Regions from separate parts of the Homo sapiens genome. Here all the other regions are linked to region 1. The links are chromatin loops, found by intact Hi-C in ENCODE. Cell type or tissue: heart right ventricle. All regions are shown on one strand. Links, peaks and the distances in the headings refer to the core of each region. The heading gives the core; the rest is flanking DNA. Region 1 has its middle 20 kb from the start of ZNF287. Region 2 holds the start of ZNF624 (zinc finger protein 624). Region 3 overlaps LRRC75A (leucine rich repeat containing 75A).

The links. Peaks named below come from ENCODE experiments on the same cell type or tissue, not always from the same donor. Only the 100,000 strongest peaks of a DNase experiment are listed, where the experiment ranks them.
Region 2: a loop joins it to region 1, with 2.6 times the contacts of the local background. A loop is called at or near these places in 19 of 110 quality-filtered maps.
Region 3: a loop joins it to region 1, with 2.7 times the contacts of the local background. A loop is called at or near these places in 22 of 110 quality-filtered maps.

What each region holds. Positions count from the first base shown.
Region 1 is chr17:16,586,570-16,592,793 of GRCh38, forward strand. No RefSeq gene overlaps it. Among named protein-coding and RNA genes, the nearest start is that of ZNF287, 20 kb to the left of the region's middle. RefSeq lists an enhancer at 2,571-2,640. In heart right ventricle, for the core only: CTCF peaks have their summits at 2,959 (motif pointing left) and 3,158; a DNase peak (open chromatin) is centred at 2,912; H3K4me3 peaks cover 1,082 bases; H3K27ac peaks cover 546 bases.
Region 2 is chr17:16,651,083-16,657,306 of GRCh38, forward strand. ZNF624 (zinc finger protein 624) reads right to left here and starts at 2,768. Exons shown (of 6, transcript NM_020787.4): 1 at 2,682-2,768. LOC124903934 (a long non-coding RNA gene) reads left to right here and starts at 2,810. Exons shown (of 4, transcript XR_007065639.1): 1 at 2,810-2,888; 2 at 3,002-4,116; 3 at 4,566-5,336. RefSeq lists an enhancer at 2,012-2,522 and a silencer at 2,478-2,677. In heart right ventricle, for the core only: no CTCF peak of the experiment used is centred there; a DNase peak (open chromatin) is centred at 2,699; H3K4me3 peaks cover 1,629 bases; H3K27ac peaks cover 1,643 bases.
Region 3 is chr17:16,449,616-16,455,839 of GRCh38, forward strand. All of the region lies in intron 2 of LRRC75A (leucine rich repeat containing 75A), which reads right to left. The region is part of intron 3 of SNHG29 (small nucleolar RNA host gene 29); the gene reads left to right. Among named protein-coding and RNA genes, the nearest start is that of SNORD65, 12 kb to the left of the region's middle. RefSeq lists an enhancer at 1-45. In heart right ventricle, for the core only: CTCF peaks have their summits at 3,802 (motif pointing right) and 4,009; a DNase peak (open chromatin) is centred at 3,806.

The DNA.
Region 1 (6,224 bases), core at 1,622-4,121:
GAGGCAGAAGAATCGCTTGAACGCAGGAGGCGAGGTTTCAGTGAGCTGAGATCCCGCCACCACACTCCAGCCTGGGTGACAAAGCAAGAGTCCATCTCAAAAACAAACAAACAAACAAAGACTAATTTGACCACGGCCTCCTTTTGAGATCATTCTTTTGCCAGACTCCTCTGACATCTCAGGCTGACTGTCTTCAAACCTAGTCCACGAACACTCCTTGCTGGTGTCCTGTGCAAAGCCCCCCTGAAGAGTATCAGGGAACATTCTGAGACCCAGTCCCCACCCGTGTGCCCCTTTCACTATAGCTGCCTTGGAAACCTCCTGCATGTCTTCACTTGCTGCAGCAATTTCTCCCATCATTATCTTGATGGTGATGACATCTGAAAGCTCAGTCTAGATTTCATTTGAGGCACAGTCTCTGCGTGTTATAGGCACTTAAGATGTAATACATTTCAAACTGAGGCCCTCAACTTCCTCCCCAAATAAAAGTGACTTGTCCTCTAATCTCTAATCTCAGATAATGGCTCCACTAGTACCCAGTCATGAATCTGACACGGCCTCTCAAAACCACTGTCAAGCATAGCTGTGATCTCTACACGGAGCTCCACAATCGCCATTCACTTCCACACCAATACCCAGACAGTATTCCCACCCCACACTCACACTGCTCAGTGCCAGTTTAAATGTCAGTTCCTCAGATGATACAATAGTTGGCATTTAAAAAACCAAACCAAACGATAATGTTTCAATGTCCAAAACTGATGAACACATTTTGCTTAGTTCTTTCCTAAATGTGGAAGTGGATCTGATATATAATTATTTTCTCCCTCTGCTTCCCAACATGTTCTAATACATAATTTTTAGCGATACCAGTCATAATGGGGGTCCCACAAAAGAAGTTTTTGTAAGCTGAAATTAATTGACAGCTATTTAAGACTGTCACTGTGTCATGAGGAATTGTTGGACATGTTCAAATGAAAATGAGATAAGCTAAGAAGTATATTTTTAAAATGTTATTGATATGTTTGCTTTCATTAAAGCCAGGAAGGCAAATGTATTAAAACTTTCCTTTGGTATAAACTATTTAAAGTTAAAATGATGTGAGTTTTTTTTTCATTTTTAAAATAGATCAGTTTTATTCTGCTAGTTCCATAAAAACAATGTAAACACAAGCGTTCTGTACATCTTGCTGGTGAATTCACATAATGCTTAGTTCCCTGATCCTTTGACCTCCTCGTCTTCTCCAGTTATTTTCTGTCTGGACCACTGGCCTCAGGAGTGGAGTGGGGTTGGGGCTTAGGAGAGAGCAATGTGGCTTTTTGGTATGACTTGTTTTATTGCTTGCCCTCTCAGCACACTCCTGTTTCTCCTAACACAAAGTCTGAGATTTAAGCCCTTAAACCTGTAGGTTTCACCGTCAGCTTTTTCTTTTTCTTTCTTTTTTCTTTTTTTTTTTGCATAGGCATTACTAGGGACGTGAATGGGAGACTGGTATAGAAAGTGGTGAGGAGCCGAAGCCAAGAAATTGCTTTAAACACAAGATGAAAATGCTCTGTTCTGTCCACACAAAGAATCACCTAATACTGGTGTGAGGCACCTCACTTAGCTGTGGAGAAGTCCCTGGAATTAGATCTCAGAAAGACAGTTCCAGCTTTAAGACAGTAAAACCTTTTGGCAATGGGCTAATTGCCTTAAAGGAAAGAAGGGTTCTACTTGAAAGAACTTGCAGGTGGAGAAATTGTCCTACAAAGATTCTTGGAAATGTTAATGGAGATAACTGACATAGGTAGCTGTGGGCCAACCAGGAGCTGTCAACAGCCTGATCTCAGCAAAACCAGGACGGCCAGTTAATAGTTCCTTCAGTTCTCTGATGGTCACAAATGTAATTTTATTTCATTTCGCCTTGTGGAGGTTCTGCAACAAATGTAATTTTAAAGGAATTGGGAGCCAGAAAGATAAATGCAACTCCTTCAACTATGTGACAGGGCAGACTGGTGAATCTGGGTTCCCAGAGTGTGGAGCAAGTGCCCTGCATCAGAGGACGGCCCAGGGGAAACGTGCATGATGCCGAACCCCACAGGACAGAATTACTTCAATCGCCTGGTCCTGACTACTACAAGGAGGAAGTCTCAGTGTCTCAGTTTGCATCTACGCTCAGATTTCTTTTTCTTTTGGAGACAGAGTCTCCCTCTGTCGCTCAGGCTGGAGTGCAGTGGTGTGATCTTGGCTCACTGCTACCTCCACCTCCTGGGTTCAAGCAATTGTGCCTCAGCCTCCCCTGTAGCTGGGACTACAGGCGTGCGCCACCACGCCCGGCTTATTTTTGAATTTATAGTAGAGACGGGGTTTCATCATGTTGGCCAGGAATGATGCGAGTTTTAATACACTCACTTTACAGTTTCTTATGTTTTTAAACTACTTTCACGTTGTAGCAAAAACGAACCTTAAAGGCTTCACAGAGGCCGGTCCACGGGAGGGGAGCGCCGGTCTCCCGGTCCCGCCGGGCTCACAGGGACGGAGCGGCCTGGGATTCCGCCCACCCCCTTCCCGCCGTCAGCGATTCCTCCTCCTCGGAGGGTCTGGGGACTTCTCCCAGAAGCCGCCACCTCGCGCCAGGACACCGGGAGTTCCGCCGCTCCCTGCGAGAGGGAACTGGCCAGAGGCCCTGCGGGGCACCGCGCGCGAGTGAGGCAGAAACCCAGGCACCATGCAGAAAGCCCCGAAAAATGTCCCTGGAGAAGCCGGGGAACAGCTCCCTCCACAGCCGTCAGGGCCCGCACAGGCTGTTTCCTCACGGAGGACTCGGCCCCAGGTTGTCACGAAGCCGCGACCGCGCCTCCCCGGGGTCCTCAAGGAACGCAGCGCTCTGCCTCACTGCAGACAAGGCAGTCCGCAGGCGGAACACGCATGCGCGCCGGCAAGTCAGCCAGGGCGGGTTCGCGCGCCCTCTTGCGGCCCTCTAGGTGCAGTGCAGGGAGCTTTGCGTTTTAGGGACTTGGGCTCCCTCCGGCCATCCTCTATTGCTTTTTGGTATTTTCAGTAGAGACGCGGTTTCGCCATGTTGGCCAGGCTGGTTTGGAAGTCCTGACCTCAGGTGATCCACCCGCCTCGGCCTCCCAAAGTGCTGGAATTACAGGCGTGAGCCACTATGCCTGGCCCTGGCCATCCTCTTTAACTACTGAACTTCAGATTATTCAAAGCCGTTACACTCCACCCAACAGCTTCAGAATATCCTCTAGTATTCTCTAACACGCATGGAACAGTCTCCAGATTAGACCACAAATTAGGTCACAAAGCTAGTCTCAATCAATTTTAAAAGACTGAAGTAATACAATATTTTCTATAACCACAATATAAGGAAACATTAACAGAAGGAAAACTGGAACATTCACAAATACGTGAGAATTAAACAACACACTCTTAAACAACCAATGGTCAAAGAAAAAATAACATGGGAAATTGGAAAATACGATGAGACAAATGAAAATGAAGCACAACATACCAAAACTATGACAATCAGTGAAAGCAGTTTCAAAGGGAAAATTTTACGAGTAAACATTTACCTTTAAAAAACAAAGATATCAGATAAATAACCTAACTTTACACCTTAAGGAGCTGGATAAAGAAGAGAAAACAAAACCCAAAGTTAGGAGAAGGAAGATGCTATAGTTTAAATGTGTCCTCCAATGTCCATGTGTTGGAAACTTAATCTCCAATGTAACAGGGGTAAGAGGTAAGACTTTTAAGAGGTGATTAGGCCATGAGGACTCTGTCCTCATGAGTGGATTAATGCCATTATTAAGGGAGTGTGTTCCTTTCAAAAGGACAAGTTCAGCACTCTCTTGCTCTCTCTTCCCTTTTCTTGGCCCTTCTGCTTTCTCCCATGGGATAACATAGCAAGAAGGCCCTCACAAGATGCTGGCACCTTGATCTTGGACTTCCCAGCCTCCAGAACTGTAAGAAAATAAATTTCTGATTTTTGAAAAATAAATTATGTGGCCTGTGGTATTTTGTTGTAGAAGCACAAATGGACTAAGACAGAAGGAAATAATAAAGATTAGAGCATAGTTAAACAAAATAGAGGATAGAAAAATAGGGAAAAAATCAACAAAACCCAAAGTTGGTCCTTTGAAAAGGTCAAGAAAATTGACAAAACTTCAGGTAGAGTAAGAAGAGAAAGATTATTAAAACACTGTTATTTTATTATTTTTCCTAATTATTTAACAATATTTAACAGTAATATAATAAAATTATTGCAATATGAAAATTTATATAAAACTAAAACATTAAATCAGAAATAAAAGTGGGGACGTGACTATTGATTTTGAAGAAATACACAGAATTATAAGAGAATATTAAATCAATTGTATCCCAACAAAGTAGGTAATCTAGATGAAATGGATACATTTTGAGACAGAGTCTCACACTGTCATCAGGCTGGAGTGCAGTGGCACGATCTTGGCTCACTGCAACCTCTGCCTCTGCCTCCCGGGTTCAAGCGTTTCTCCTGCCTCAGCCTCCTGAGTAGTTGGGACAACAGGCGTGCACCACCACTCCCAGCTAATTTTTGTATTTCTAGTAGAGACGGGGTTTCACCATGTTGGCCAGGATGGTCTCAATCTCTTGACCTCATGATCCACCCTCCTCGGCCTCCCAAGGATAAATTCTTAGAAGCACTCAGACTTCCAAAACAGATTGAAGAAGAAATGGAGAATCTAAGGATATCTTTTTTTTTTTTTTTTTTTTGAGACAGAGTCTCACTCTGTCACCCAGGCTTGAGTGCAGTGGCACGATCTTGGCTCACTGCAATCTTGGCCTCTCAGGTTCAAGCAATTCTCCTGCCTCAGCCTCCTGAGTAGCTGAAATTACAGGTGTGTGCCACCACACCTGGCTAATTTTTGTATTTTTAGTAGAGATGGGGTTTCACCATGTTGGTCAGACTGGTCTTGAACTCCTGACCTCGTGATCCGCCCGCCTCGGCCTCCCAAAGTCGTGGGATTACAGGCGTGAGCCACTGCGCCCGGCCAGGATATCTTTTTAAATAAATAGAATGAATCAGAAACCTTTTAACAACAAAAAGGGCCAGGGCCAAATGGCTTCACTGGCAATTTCTACAAAACATTTGCAGAAGAATTAACACCAATCCATCTCAAACTCTAACCATCTGTCCTACACCCCAAAATAGAAGATAACCGATCCTAACCCTTTCTATGAGGACAGCATTACCCTAGTATTTGTGAAAAAGACTTCATAAGAAGAGAAAACCAATACAATGTTTTCTCAGTACAAACCAATATCTTTTATGCATACAGATAGAAAAAATCATCAAAATACTACCAAATTGAATTCAGCAGTATATTAAAAGAATTACACACTATGATTAGTTCAATTTATTCCAGATACACAAATTGATTCCACATACAAAATCAATTACTGCTGTATCCCACATTAATAGAATGAGGGGAAAAATCTCACAAGATTATTGCAATTCATACAAAACAAATATTTGACAAAATTCAATACCCTGTCATGATAAAAACAACACTCAATAAATTAGGATTAGAAGGGAGCTGCCTCAGCCTGAAAAACCCATAGCTAACATCACCCTCAGTGGTGAGTGCGTGTGATGAAATCTTTCTTCCTAAGATCATGGATGTCCTGTCTTCTCACCACTTCTATTCAACATCGTAAGGAAAGTTCTGGCTACAGCTTACACAGTAAATAGAAATAATAGGCATCCACATTGGAAAAAGAGTAAAACTATTTCTTTCACAGATGACATCTAGTATATTGAAAATTTTAAAGAATATAGACACATGTGCACACACACACAATTAGTGAGCATCAGTGAATTCCACAAAGCTTCAGGATACAAGATCAACAAACAATTGGTTTTATTTCTATACACTAACAACGAACAATCTGTAACGAAATTAAGAAAAAAATTTCATTTACAATATCAATAGTAAAAATACTGGGGAATCTGGACATGGTGGATCATGCCTGTAATCCCAGCACTCTGGGAGGCCCAGGTGGGAGGATTACTTGAACTCAGAGTTCGAGAACAGCCTGGGCCACATAGCGAAACCCCTGTCTCTACAAAAAATACAAAAATTTAGCCAGGTGTGGTGGTGTGTGCCTGTAGTCCCAGCTACAAAGGAGGCTGAGGTGGGAGGATGCCTTGAGCCTGGGAGACAGAGGTTACAGTGAGCCAAGATGGCACC
Region 2 (6,224 bases), core at 1,736-4,235, 65 kb after region 1:
TAATGTATTAACTCAAGGAGGAGACCAGGGTTAGTTAAATCAAGAAAATATGTAAATATCTTGGCTGGGCATGGTGGCTCATACCTGTAATCCCAGCACTTTGGGAGGCCGAGGCGGGCAGAGCACCTGAGGTCAGGAGTTTGAGACCAGCCTGGCTGACACGGTGAAACCCTGACTCTACTAAAAAATACAAAATGATCAGCCAGGTGTGGTGGTGCACGCCTGTAGTCCCAGCTACTCGGGAGGCTGAGGCACTAGAATTGCTTGAACTTGGGAGGTGGAGGTTGCAGTGAGCAGAGATTGTGTCACTGCACTCCTGCCTGGGCGACACAGCGAGACTCCATCTCAAAAAAAAAAAAAAAAAGTGAGTATCTTAAAAATGTAGAGTGACCTGTTTCATGACACTGGGGCTTTCCTAGGCACAATGAAAAGGTTTTGGTGGAAGAGAAACAATGAGAAGTTGAGGGAGGAAAGCGGTACAGTGTGGAGATAAAAGAGGTAAAGAAAGAATAGTCTGAGGGGATTCCTGTATTGAAGCCTCAAGGTAACCAGTAAGTGGTTTTGCCTTATGCCAGTGTTTCTCTAGATTTTTCTGTCATAGAGCCTTTTGCAAATCTAATGAAAATTATGACTCCTCTCCTGTTTTCTAATGAAAACGCCACATGTATAACTAGAGGGGTCTCAAATCTGAGAATGCAAAAAACTCACTGGATATGCTTATTAAAAAGGAAATTATTTGGCCCCATCCAAGATCAAAATCAGGATCTCTAGATGTGAGGCACAGAAATATACAGCTTGAACAAGTACACCTTAAGAAATATTTAGTTTAATATAATGTTAACATGTTAATTATATAATGTTAAATTATATAATGTTTTAGTTTTAGTGTAATATTTTAAGAAATATTGCCTGTTACACAATAGGGATTCTGAAGGGTGAAGGAGTGGGAGGGGGGTGGAGAATAAGGAATTACTTAATGGGTATAATGTACGTTATTCTAGGGACAGATACCCTGAAAGCCCTGATCTCACCACTACACAATCTATGCATACCAGTAAATCTTAATTTTTGGGGGGGTACGGACCCATCTGAGAATCTGACCTTGTCCACAAAATAATGCACATGCATATATGATGTTGCATATTACTTCAGAGAGCTTGAAAACTGACTCTCCCTCCCAAGCCCATACACTGACCCCCAAGTTTTACAAGGTTGCAAAGAAAAAAAATGAGCCAAGAATATTGCCCCATCCCGCAACCCCCGAACACTAAAGCAGACCTACAAAGAGCAACATAAGGCATTTTCAATTCCGAAGGTCTAGAGTAATGGTTTTCTGCATCTTTAACATTTATCAAGAGTGAGCTGAGTCATCATTTTTAAAATATTTGTAAATATTAATAAACTCTTTGGCAATACTTTATGTAGATTATGTAGATTATGCTCGTAACATATGTTTAACAACCAAACTACAATAAATCCCTTGTTTTATTTTATAATTAGAATAAACAATATTTAACATTTAATATATTCAGCTTGATCTCAATTGTGCAAATGTAATGCATAGAAAAAAAGACTGAGTAACCCAAAACTCTACTGAGACCTCTGAGACCTGGGGCTGTGATGTTTACCCTTCTTTCTGCTTTTCTGTACTCTCCAAGCAGACAAGAAGAAGTATCTACCTATACATAGGAGTGTGGAATAGGAATAAAATCCCAGAGTGGCTGGCCACATCCCCAGGTTCTAACCCTGCTTTGGCTACCGTAAAACTGTGACCACAGGCAAGTCACTTGAGCACAACGAATCAGCTATTAGTACATGACAGTAGCCACCTTATATGTTTCTACTGTCCCCTTTGTCATTATGCAGAAGATATCTAGGCCACTATTCCCCAGTTATAATTTCCCTATTTACAAGCTCTGTCTTTCCAACTATTGCAAACGTATCCAGAGACTTAAGGAGAAACTTTACTTGTTTTGCTTCCTTGGCCAGTGCAGTTATTTAGAAATAATGAAGGGTCCATGTTTTTGCTGAGAATCTCAGCGCCATGTACCAGTCCAGCATTTCCCAACCAATGCAATAATACCATTGTCATGTCAGGGAGTGACAAGTGATTAAAAGGTGATTACAGTATTTGAAATGTGACATTTCAGGAAAAGCTGCCTCGGTTACTGAGTAGCGCAGGTCCCCCGATGTGGAACCTAGTTCCATCCCTGCCAGTTCAGAAGCCAGAGCGGATATGCTCCTGCCAACCTCGCCTTCTTTCCCTAACTGCTCTCCTCTACCCACTTCGGGTATGCCCTCCTCAGGGCCTGCAAGGCGCGGGGCTGGGAAGACCGGGAAAGTCGGGTCAGGGGCCCGCCCGCCCTACTCGACTCCCTGCGCCCTGCGCCCGGCTCTTTTTAACCCCAGCGCCGCCAGGCCCGCAGGGAGGGGGTTCCCGGGTTTGGACCCGGACTAGGAGGCCGCATAGGGCACGCGGCCCTACCTGTGAGGGAGGCCAGCTGGAGACTGAACCCACACTCGGGAAGGAGGCCCAGCCCCAATCGCCTCTCAGGAGTGGGCGGGTCCGCTCAGGGACAGGGGCTCTAGAGGGAACGGCCACGCCCCGGACGCCGCCGGGAGCCAAGCGCCAAGGGAGGGGCGGCGGGCAACCGAGGCCAGGCGCCCGGGACAACGAGTACCTGGCGGCCGAACTGAGGACAACTGAGGGAACTCGCAGAGCAGGGCGGGAACGCTTCCAGCAATGGCGGCGGCTCGGCGGTGCCGGCCTCCAGGCAGGGCATTGCGCCTGCGCAGCCGGAGCGTCGGAACTACAGTGCCCAGAATCCTCAGCGCCTGAGCCCCCCGCCCCTTTTGTCTGCGTTAGTGAAGGAATTGGCTCTTCGAGGGTGAGAAAAAATTCCAATTGGATACACTTCTGTTGAGAAGCCTTGACTATGTGTCAAAAGCAATAGCACTAGAGATACAAATAATGACACAACCCTTGTCTTGGAACATTTAGGTGCGACTAAAGAAAGCCGTCGAGAGAACAGATAGATGTGATCCAGACAAATATGTGAACAAGTGCTTGGAAACACATATTTCTGAACAATTCCCTTTATGACAATTCCCTCAGAGTTGGAAGAGACAACAATTGATGACTATAATGCCAATTAAGTAGAATGGATATGAATGTCTGAAAATAAGCTGGAAATTTTAAGGCCAAAATTCTTCGAAATACAAAGAAAAAACCTTTCTGAAGACAAATAGCTGTAGAAGTTCTCCTCAATGCATACAAATGATAATTCTTAAAACACAATGACTGAAAGTATTTATTTGCAACAAATTTATTTGACCACTTATTCAAGGGCTGCTCGTCCAAGAGCTATATTAAGGTCTATTTACTTTATCCCTACCAAAGGCGGTATTTTTTGAGGATAGAAACTACATCTCATGGAGTTTATCACTCAGAGTGCCTACTTAGGAGACTGCTTGCATACTGAATGAAACGAAGGAAGAATGAATGAATAATTTGGGACCCCACCTCCCAACACACTTCCACATATCGAAATGCACACGGAATGAGGTACATCTTCTAAGGAGAGTGGCATTGAAGAGTAATCAAAACAACAGGATATTCACAGGAGGACTGGAATAAAACGAAATTTCCAGTGAAAAAGATTACTCAAAATATTTATTCAATACACTCTGAAATTAGAAACTAAGCAAATGTCTTTTGGAGATCCCAGTTCCCTCACATTCCCCACAGATGAAGATGAGCCAAACAGAAGTCCAAAACTTAAACATTACAAAACAAATAATAAAATAAGACACTGTGACTGAAAATCAGCACAAACAATAAACGGCAGAAATATATCCCCCAAAACTTCAGAGGCAGAGCTCATTTGATTAAAAATTTAAAATTATTACATTTAAAATGTTTAAGGACATGATAGATGGAATTAAAAACATTATCAACAAACAACAGAATGTAAAATAAGCCACCAGGAAAGTTTAGAGAAACATACACATTTCGTTAAACTATTAAAAAAAAATGTTTAACACAATATTTAGGGTAGATTATTACTTCTACAGGGATAAAGTCCAGGAAAGACAGACACACAGGTGACTTCAAAGGTATTGGTAGTGTTTTATTTCTTAATTTTGGTAGGAGTACACTGTTCAATTTGTAGTGATATTTGTTATAGGCAATTTTGTGTGCATTTTATATTTAGTAATTTTTAAACTCTTAAAGAACTCTTCTGTGAAGGAAGAAACTAATGCTTTTTGGCTTCAAATAATAAACCAATGGTTAAAAGTTACTTGAAGATAGATTTTGATTCAGATTGTATAACTTTATGCTAACAACGAACAGCTTTAGAAAATAGAGTAGGCTACCTTGTGCAATAATGAATTTGAATTCTTTGGAGAAGTTCAGGCAGAGATTAGATGAATCCTTGCTTAGAATTTTTAAATGTCCTCTTGGGAATTTGATTGCATGACCTGCAAGCTCTCTTCCACATAAGCATTTTGTGTTTACATGAATATTCCTTTCATTACATTTATTTTTCCTCCCATTGGGCCAGGTAATGAATAGATTTGTATCATCATAATGTGTTATGGAATACTTAGGAATCAGTGACATTAAGGGATGACTTCGTCTGGGAAGAGTGGAACTTAATGGATTCCTCAAAAGGACTCTGCACAAGGGTGTGATATTGGGAAACTACAGGAACCTGGTCTCTCTGGGTAAGAAGAGTTTTGTTGTGACTCGCTATTTTTCTGTTGGACCAAATGGACCTTAGGATTCAGGGATTTATGATATCTTATGAACCCTTATGGAGTAGTTCTATCTCCATTTCCAAGTAAAAACTCTACTCTTTGTAAAGGGAAAAATTTATATTTTCATCAGCATATCTTGAAAACTCTACCTGAGGACAATCCCCCAGACCTAGGACTGTCTCTTTTAAAGTCTCTTTTCAGGTACTTCAATTCTGCCTTTTTAAAAAAATTAGAAAAATATATATTTTTGGCTAACTTATATTGGTTCTGTGATGCAGCATATTTTACCATTCTTGGGAGCACATATTTGACCCCTCCCAACTACCTTTGTAATCATATGGAACTCCCTATATTGATCATGCCTTCCAAAAGATTATGTCCACATAGAACTCCGGAATGGCTTTTTGTCACCAACATAGTGAAGTTCTATTTCCCTTTTCCCGAACAGGGCTTGCAGTTCCCAAACCAGACACAATCTCCCAGTTAGAGAAAGAAAAAGGATCCTAGATGATAGTGAGACAAATTTCAGGAAACTCCATCCAAATAAGTAAATGAGAATGAGGATAAGATTCATTGTAAGTAACATCCTCAGTTGGTGTTCAAAAGTTATCTTTTGCCTGGGTACAGTGGCTCACACCTGTAATCCGAGTGCTTTGGGAGCCCAAGGTGGGAGGATTGCTAGAAACCAACAGTTTGAGACCAGCTTGAGCAATATAGTGAGACCCCATCTCTTAAAAAAAATTTAAAAATTTACCAGGCATGGTGGCATTTGCCTGTAGTCCCAGCTACTCAGAGGCTGAGGTGGGAGGATCGCTTGAACCCAGGAGTTCAAGGCTGCAGTGGGTGAGGATTGCAACACTGAATTCCAGCCTAGGTGACAGAACGAGACCCTGTCTCTCTAAAAAACAAGCAAACAAACCAACCAAAAACCACGAACAAACCAAACCCCTGCCGGGCGCGGTGGCTCACGCCTGTAATCCCAGCACTTTGGGAGGCCGAGGCAGGTGGATCACGAGGTCAGGAGATCGAGACCATCCTGGCTAACAAGGTGAAACCCCGTCTCTACTAAAAATACAAAAAAAAAAATTAGCCGGGCACGGTGGCAGGCGCCTGTAGTCCCAGCTACTCGGGAGGCTGAGGCAGGAGAATGGCGTGAACCCGGGAAGCAGAGCTTGCAGTGAGCCGAGATTGCGCCACTGCAGTCCGCAGTCCGGCCTGGGCGACAGAGCGAGACTCCGTCTCAAAAAAAAAAAAAAAAAAAAAAAAAACCAAACCCCTTTTAGCAAAATACCTGCATGAGGTAATAAAACTTATGTATCAAATGCCTACAACAAACATATGTCATGATGAAATGTTAAATGTTAAATGCTTCCCATAGAATTAGGTTCAAGATGAGTTTCCATCCACCATCACATTTCATTTTCACATTGCAGAATGTAAAGGGGCCTGCCCAAGATCATAAC
Region 3 (6,224 bases), core at 2,470-4,969, 140 kb before region 1:
ATTTAATTTAATTTATTTTTTGAGACAGTCTTGCTCTGTCACCCAGGCTGGAGTGCAATGGCACGATCTCGGCTCACTGCAACCTCCGCCACCTGGGTTCGAGTGATTCTCCTGCCTCAGCCTCCCGAGTAGTTGGGATTACAGGCACCCGCCATCACACCTGGCTAGTTTTTGTATTTTTAGTAGAGATGGGGTTTCACCATGTTGGTCAGGCTGGTCTTGAACTCCTGACCTCAAGTGATCCACCCGCCTTGGCCTCCCAAAGTGCTGGGATTACAGGTGTGAGCCACCGCGCCCAGGCTGAGCTCAGCTTTTAAGAGCAGATGGGTTAGTGATTTCAGATGGAGAAAGAAAACGTGAGGCATCCTTGAGTGAGGAGGAAACAGTCTGTGGCAGGGCTTGGTGATGTGGCGGCTGTGGGGTGTGTTACTGACATGAGGGCAGGTGAAGGCCTGGGGCCTGATCACATCTGGTCCCTCCATGGTTCAAGCCACTGTCAGCCCTGCACACCAGACATCACGCAAGAAGGTTATGGAATTCCCACAGCACCCCAAGGCAGTAGATACTTTCGTTATTCCCATTATGCAGTGGGGGAGCCTGAGGCCCAGAGGGCTGGGGATGGGCTTGGGGCTGATGGGAAGGCAAGAGAAGGAGACTCTGAGGAAGGGGGACAAGAGAGAGAGGAGTTGGGAAGATGGCAGTTGAATGTCCAAAGGAGAGAGGCATCTGTGGAGGGACCCAGGAAGCAAAGGAGGGCCCGAGACTGAACAGAACGGATTTGGAGGAGGCCCCTGGGCTCCAGTTCACAGCCCATCCCCACCCCTGCCCCCAGCTTCCTGGTGCCTGGCTGTCTGATGAATAAGCTTGTATCACCTGCCACTTGCACCTGTATCACACCTGTGTGTTACACCTGTCACTCCTGTGTGTCACTCTTGTGTGTTGCAGATGTGGGGGCAGGTGAGCATCTGCCTTTACGGCTTCATTCCCCACCCCTGGAGCTGACATCTTTTGGTTCCTAGACTTAGCTTCTTGCTGAACCTGGCCACATGACTGTGTGGAGGGAAGCAAGGCGGGTGAAGCAGGAGGAGCTGGTCATGGGGGCTGCAGGGGAGTCCCTCAAGGGGGATGTTCCTCAGACTGGGAGATGGAGAGAGGGGTGGACAGGAGGTGGAGAGGATGACTCAGGGCCAGGCTATTGGAAGGGGCTGAGGGGACAGAGGCCACACAGCTGACTGATATGCTGGATGGAGAAGGTGTGGGCAGGGAGGGTGAGGAGGGTCTAGGCTTTGGGCTTGGGACATGAGTAGAAGGCAAGGGGCTCAAGACAAGAAGTGGGTGAGAAGGCAGGAGGGGGGTGACCTGCTCATGTGGGGCCATGGTAAGTTTGAGGAGCTCACAATACCTCCAGCTGTGGATGCCACTGGACTTATGGGGTTGGGGCTCAAGACAGGTCCAGGCTGGACACATTCATCAGTAAGATTAAACCCCTGGCCAGAGAATGAGCTAAGCAGGAGGGAGAGAGAACAGTGGACACACAGCAGTCAGAGAAGACTCCATCAGAGCAGCAGGAGTAGTGGAGTCTGGACACCAAGAAGAGTGACTAATGGGGTTAGACCCCCACCCAGAGGCCACTGGGTCTCCAACAAGGAGGCCATGGCCAGCACAAGTTCAGGGAGTGGGGCCATGGTGGGAGCCGACCTTAGAGCTCAAAGGGAGAATAGGGGCCAGGCACGGTGGCTCACGCCTGTTAATCCCAGCACGTTGGGAGGCCAAGGTGGATGGATCACCTGAGGTCAGGAGTTCGAGATCAGCCTGGCCAACATGGCAAAACCCTGTCTCTACTAAGAATACAAAAATTAGCTGGGCGTGACGGCGGGCGCCTGTGATCCCAGCTGCTCCGGAGTGCTGAGGCAGGAGAATTGTTTGAACCCAGGAGGCGGAGGTTACAGTGAGCCGAGATCGCACCACTGCACTCCAGCCTGGGTGACAGAGTGAGACTCCATCTCAAAAAAAAAAATAATAATAATAATAAATAAATAAAACAGAGAATAGGAGGTGACACTGGAGATGGCCCATCTAGAGCTGTGCTTCTTTACCTTGGAATCTTTCATACCGGAATCTCAGGGGAGCTTTTTTTTCTTTTTTTTGAGACGGAGTATCGCTCTGTCGCCCAGGATGGAGTGTAGTGGCGCGATCTTGGCTCACTGCAAGCTCCGCCTCCCGGGTTCACGCCATTCTCCTGCCTCAGCCTCTCCAGTAGCTGGGACTACAGGCGCCCGCCAACATGCCCGGCTAATTTTTTTGCATTTTTAGTAGAGACGGGGGGTCTCACTGTGTTAGCGAGGATGGTCTCGATCTCCTGACCTTGTGATCCGCCCGCCTCGGCCTCCCATTACAGGCGTTAGCCACCGCGCCCGGCCTGGAATCTCAGGGGAGCTTTAAAGTCCACTGATGGGCCAGGTGCTGTGGCTCACTCTTGTAATCCCAGCACTTTGGGAGGCTGAGGCAGGAGGATCACTTGACCCCAGGAGTTCAAGACTACCCTGGGCAATATAGTGAGACTTGCTCTCAAAAAAAAAAAAAAAAAAAAAAAAAGCCCATCATGGTGGCATGTGCCTGCAGTCCCAGCTACCCGGGAGGCTGAGGTAGGAGGCTCTTGAGCCCCGAAAGTGAAGGCTGCAGTGAGCCGTGATCACACCTCTGCACTCCAGACAGGGTGAGACCTAGTCTCAAAAAACCAAACCAAACCAAACAACAACAAAATAACACTGATGCCTGGGCCACCCCAATGATGGGTGGGTGGCTCAGGCACAGGGATTTTTTTTTTTTTCTTTTTGTTTGAGATGGAGTCTCACTCTGTTGCCCAGGCTGGAGTGCAGTGGCGCGGTCTTGGCTCACTGCAACCTCCATCTCCCAGGTTCAAACGATTCTCCTGCTTCAGCCTCCCAAGTAGCTGATTACAGACGCCTGCCACCACACCCCGCTAATTTTTTGTATCTTAATAGAGATGGGGTTTCACCATGTTGGCCAGCCTGGTCTCGAACTCCTGACCTCGTGATCTGCCCGCCTCAGCCTCCTAAAGTGCTGGGATTACAGGTGTGAGCCACCCTGCCTGGCCACACGGGGATTTTTAAAAGGTCCCCAGGTGATTCCCTAGTGCAGCTGAGGTGGAGAAGCACTGGTTCAAAGACCATGGGTGGGATCAGGTGGTCTGCCCAGCATCACTCCTGGAACCACCCCAGGACAGAATGTAGCCAGTCTCCAAAGCTTAGAACTGAGCCCCTCAGCTGCAGCTCCTCCTTCAATCACTTCCCAGGGTTTCCAAAATCTGGGGCCAAAATCCCTGTCCACCCTCTCAGCCTGGGCAGCTGAGCCTTAAAAGAAGAGAATAGAGGCCGGGCGCGGTAGTTCACGCCTGTAATCCCAGCACTTTGGGAGGCCGAGGCAGGCGGATCACAAGGTCAGGAGTTCGACACCAGCCTGTCCAATATGGTGAAACCCCATCTCTACTAAAAATACAAAAATTAGCCAGGCGTAGTCGTGGGTGCCTGTAGTCCCAGCTACTTGGGAGGCTGTGGCAGGAGAATCGCTTGAACCCGGGAGGTGGAGGTTGCAGTGAGCCGAGATCGCGCCACTGAACTCTGGCCTGGGCGCCAGAGTGGGACTGGTGTGGGACTCCTAAACACACACACACACGCACACACGCACACACGCACACGCACACACGCACACGCACACACACACACACGAGAACAGAGGACAAGGGGGCATCACTGCACTGCCATTGCCACAAGGGGGCAGCCACGCACAGGGCCAGGCTCGGGATGGAAGTGTATCTGCCACTACCAGGGAGAACTGAGGAGCCTGCGTCTCCTCACTGGCTAGACAGGAACAATAGATATGGACACCTCATAGAGTTGCCTTGAGAGCACAAGTGAGCTGATGTTCTCTCAGGAGTGAGAGTTCCCTTCTGCTTGTCTGAACTAAACTGACAACAGCTAACATGTATTGAGCAGCTGCGATGCATTGGGCATCTCCTCTGAGCACTGTTTGCATGAACATTTTGGGGCTCAGAACACAATTCCAAAGCATGGCGCCGGGGCCAGCAGAGAGCTTTGAACTAACGGAAATTGGAAGGCCTCAGAAGCAAAGTTTTTCTGCCCTTCTGCTGCCCTCCTGTCTCTGGCCCTTCTTCTCCCCCAGAGTGAGTCAGAGAAACCAGAATTCTTCTTCCCCAAGGCAGGTCACAGAGACCAGAACCCCTCTCCCTCAAAGCAAGCCATAAAACTAGGCAGGTCACTCTCTCCCTTCTGTCTTGAAGACCATTCCAGAGGGGTAGGAAGGAACACTGCAGAGAGAGGCCAAGAAGAATCTGAGCAGATAGCCTTCCTGGGTCCCCTCGGCCTATCACCATTAGATCACACCCTTTGTCCAATCGCATTTCTACAAGCTTGTGCACTCTTTACCAAGCCTGAGTATAAAAACAGATAGCTGGCTGAGTGTGGTGGCTCACGCCTGTAATCCCAGCACTTTGGGAGGCCGAGGTGGGTGGATCACCTGAGGTCAGGAGTTCGAGACTAGCCTGGCCAACACGGCGAAACTCCATCTCTACTAAAAATACAAAAAATTAGCTAGGCATGGTGGCGGGCACCTGTAGTCCCAGCTACTTGGTAGGCTGAGGCAGGAGAGTTGCTTGAACCCAGGAGGTGGAGGGTCCAGTGAGCCGAGATCACGTCATTGCACTCCAGCCTGGGCAACAGAGTGAGACTCTGTCAAAAAACAAACAAACAAACAGGCCAGGCGTGGTGGCTCATGCCTGTAATCCCAGCACTTTGGGAGGCAGAGGGGGGCGGATCACCTGAGGTTGGGAGTTTGAGACCAGCCTGACCAACATGGAGAAACCCCATCTCTACTGAAAATACAAAATTAGCCAGGCATGGTGGTGCATGTCTGTAATCCCAGCTGCTCGGAAGGCTGAGGCAGGAGAATCGCGTGAACCCAGGAGGCAGAGGTTGAGGTGGGCCGAGATCACGCCACTGCACTCCAGCCCGGGCAACAAGAGCAAAATTCCGTTTTAAAATAAATAAATAAATATAATTAAAATAAACAAATTCTAACAAACAAAAAACCAAAAAAACAAAAAAACCTCTTTCCCTGGGGTTTGGGGTCTTCATTTCTTTCTTTTTTTAAAGAGATGGGGGTCTCACTATATTGGCCTTGCTGGTATTGAATTCCTGGACTCATGTAATCCTCCTGTATCAGCCTCCCAGGTAGCTGGGGCTAAGGGTCCTCATTTCTTTTCTTTTCTTTTCTTTTCTTTTTTTTTTTTAGTGACGGAGTCTTGCTCTGTCCCCGCCCTCAGGCTGGAGTACAGTGGCACCATCTCAGCTCATTGCAACCTCCGTCTCCCAGGTTCAAGTGATTCTCCTGGCTTAGCCTCCCGAGTAGCTGGGATTACAGGCGCGTGCCACCACGCCCAGCTAATTTTTGTATTTTTAGTAGAGACAGGGTTTCACTATGTTGGCCAGGTTGGTCTTGAACTCCTGACCTCAGACGATCCGCCTGCCTCGGCCTCCCAAAGTGCTGGTATTACAGGTGTGAGCCACCGTGCCTCACCTGAGCGTCTTCATTTCTGAAAGCTCCCATGTTGCGTAAAATTTTGATTAAACACATTTGTTCTGCTTTTTTGTTACCCTGTGTCTGGTTATAGGAGTGTCAGCCATGACCCTTATAATGAGTGAGGGAAAAGTACCACACAGTTCTGCCCTACAATTTTTTTTTTTAGACGGAGTCTTGCTCTGTCGCCCGGCTGGAGTGCAGTGGCGCAATCTCAGCTCAATGCAACCTCCATCTCCCAGATTCAAGCGGTTCTCTTGCTTCAGCCTCCCGAGTAGCTGGGACTACAGGCACCCGCCATCCATGCCCGGCTAATTTTTTTTGTATTTCTATTAGAGACGGGGTTTCACCATGTTGGTCAGGCTGGTCTCAAATCCTGACCTCAAGTGGTCCACCTGCCTCGACCTCCCTAAGTGCCCTACAAACTATAGTCCCATACCTTACTACAACCCTATGAGACAGGTATTATTAATAACCCCGCTTTACAAATGAGGGAACTGAGGCAAAAAGAACTTAAATAGATGGGCAAGGCCTCCCAGCTTGTAAGACGGAGTCAGGATCTAAAGTCAGCCAGCTCTGAGGCTGATGCTCCTAACCGCTATCTGCTG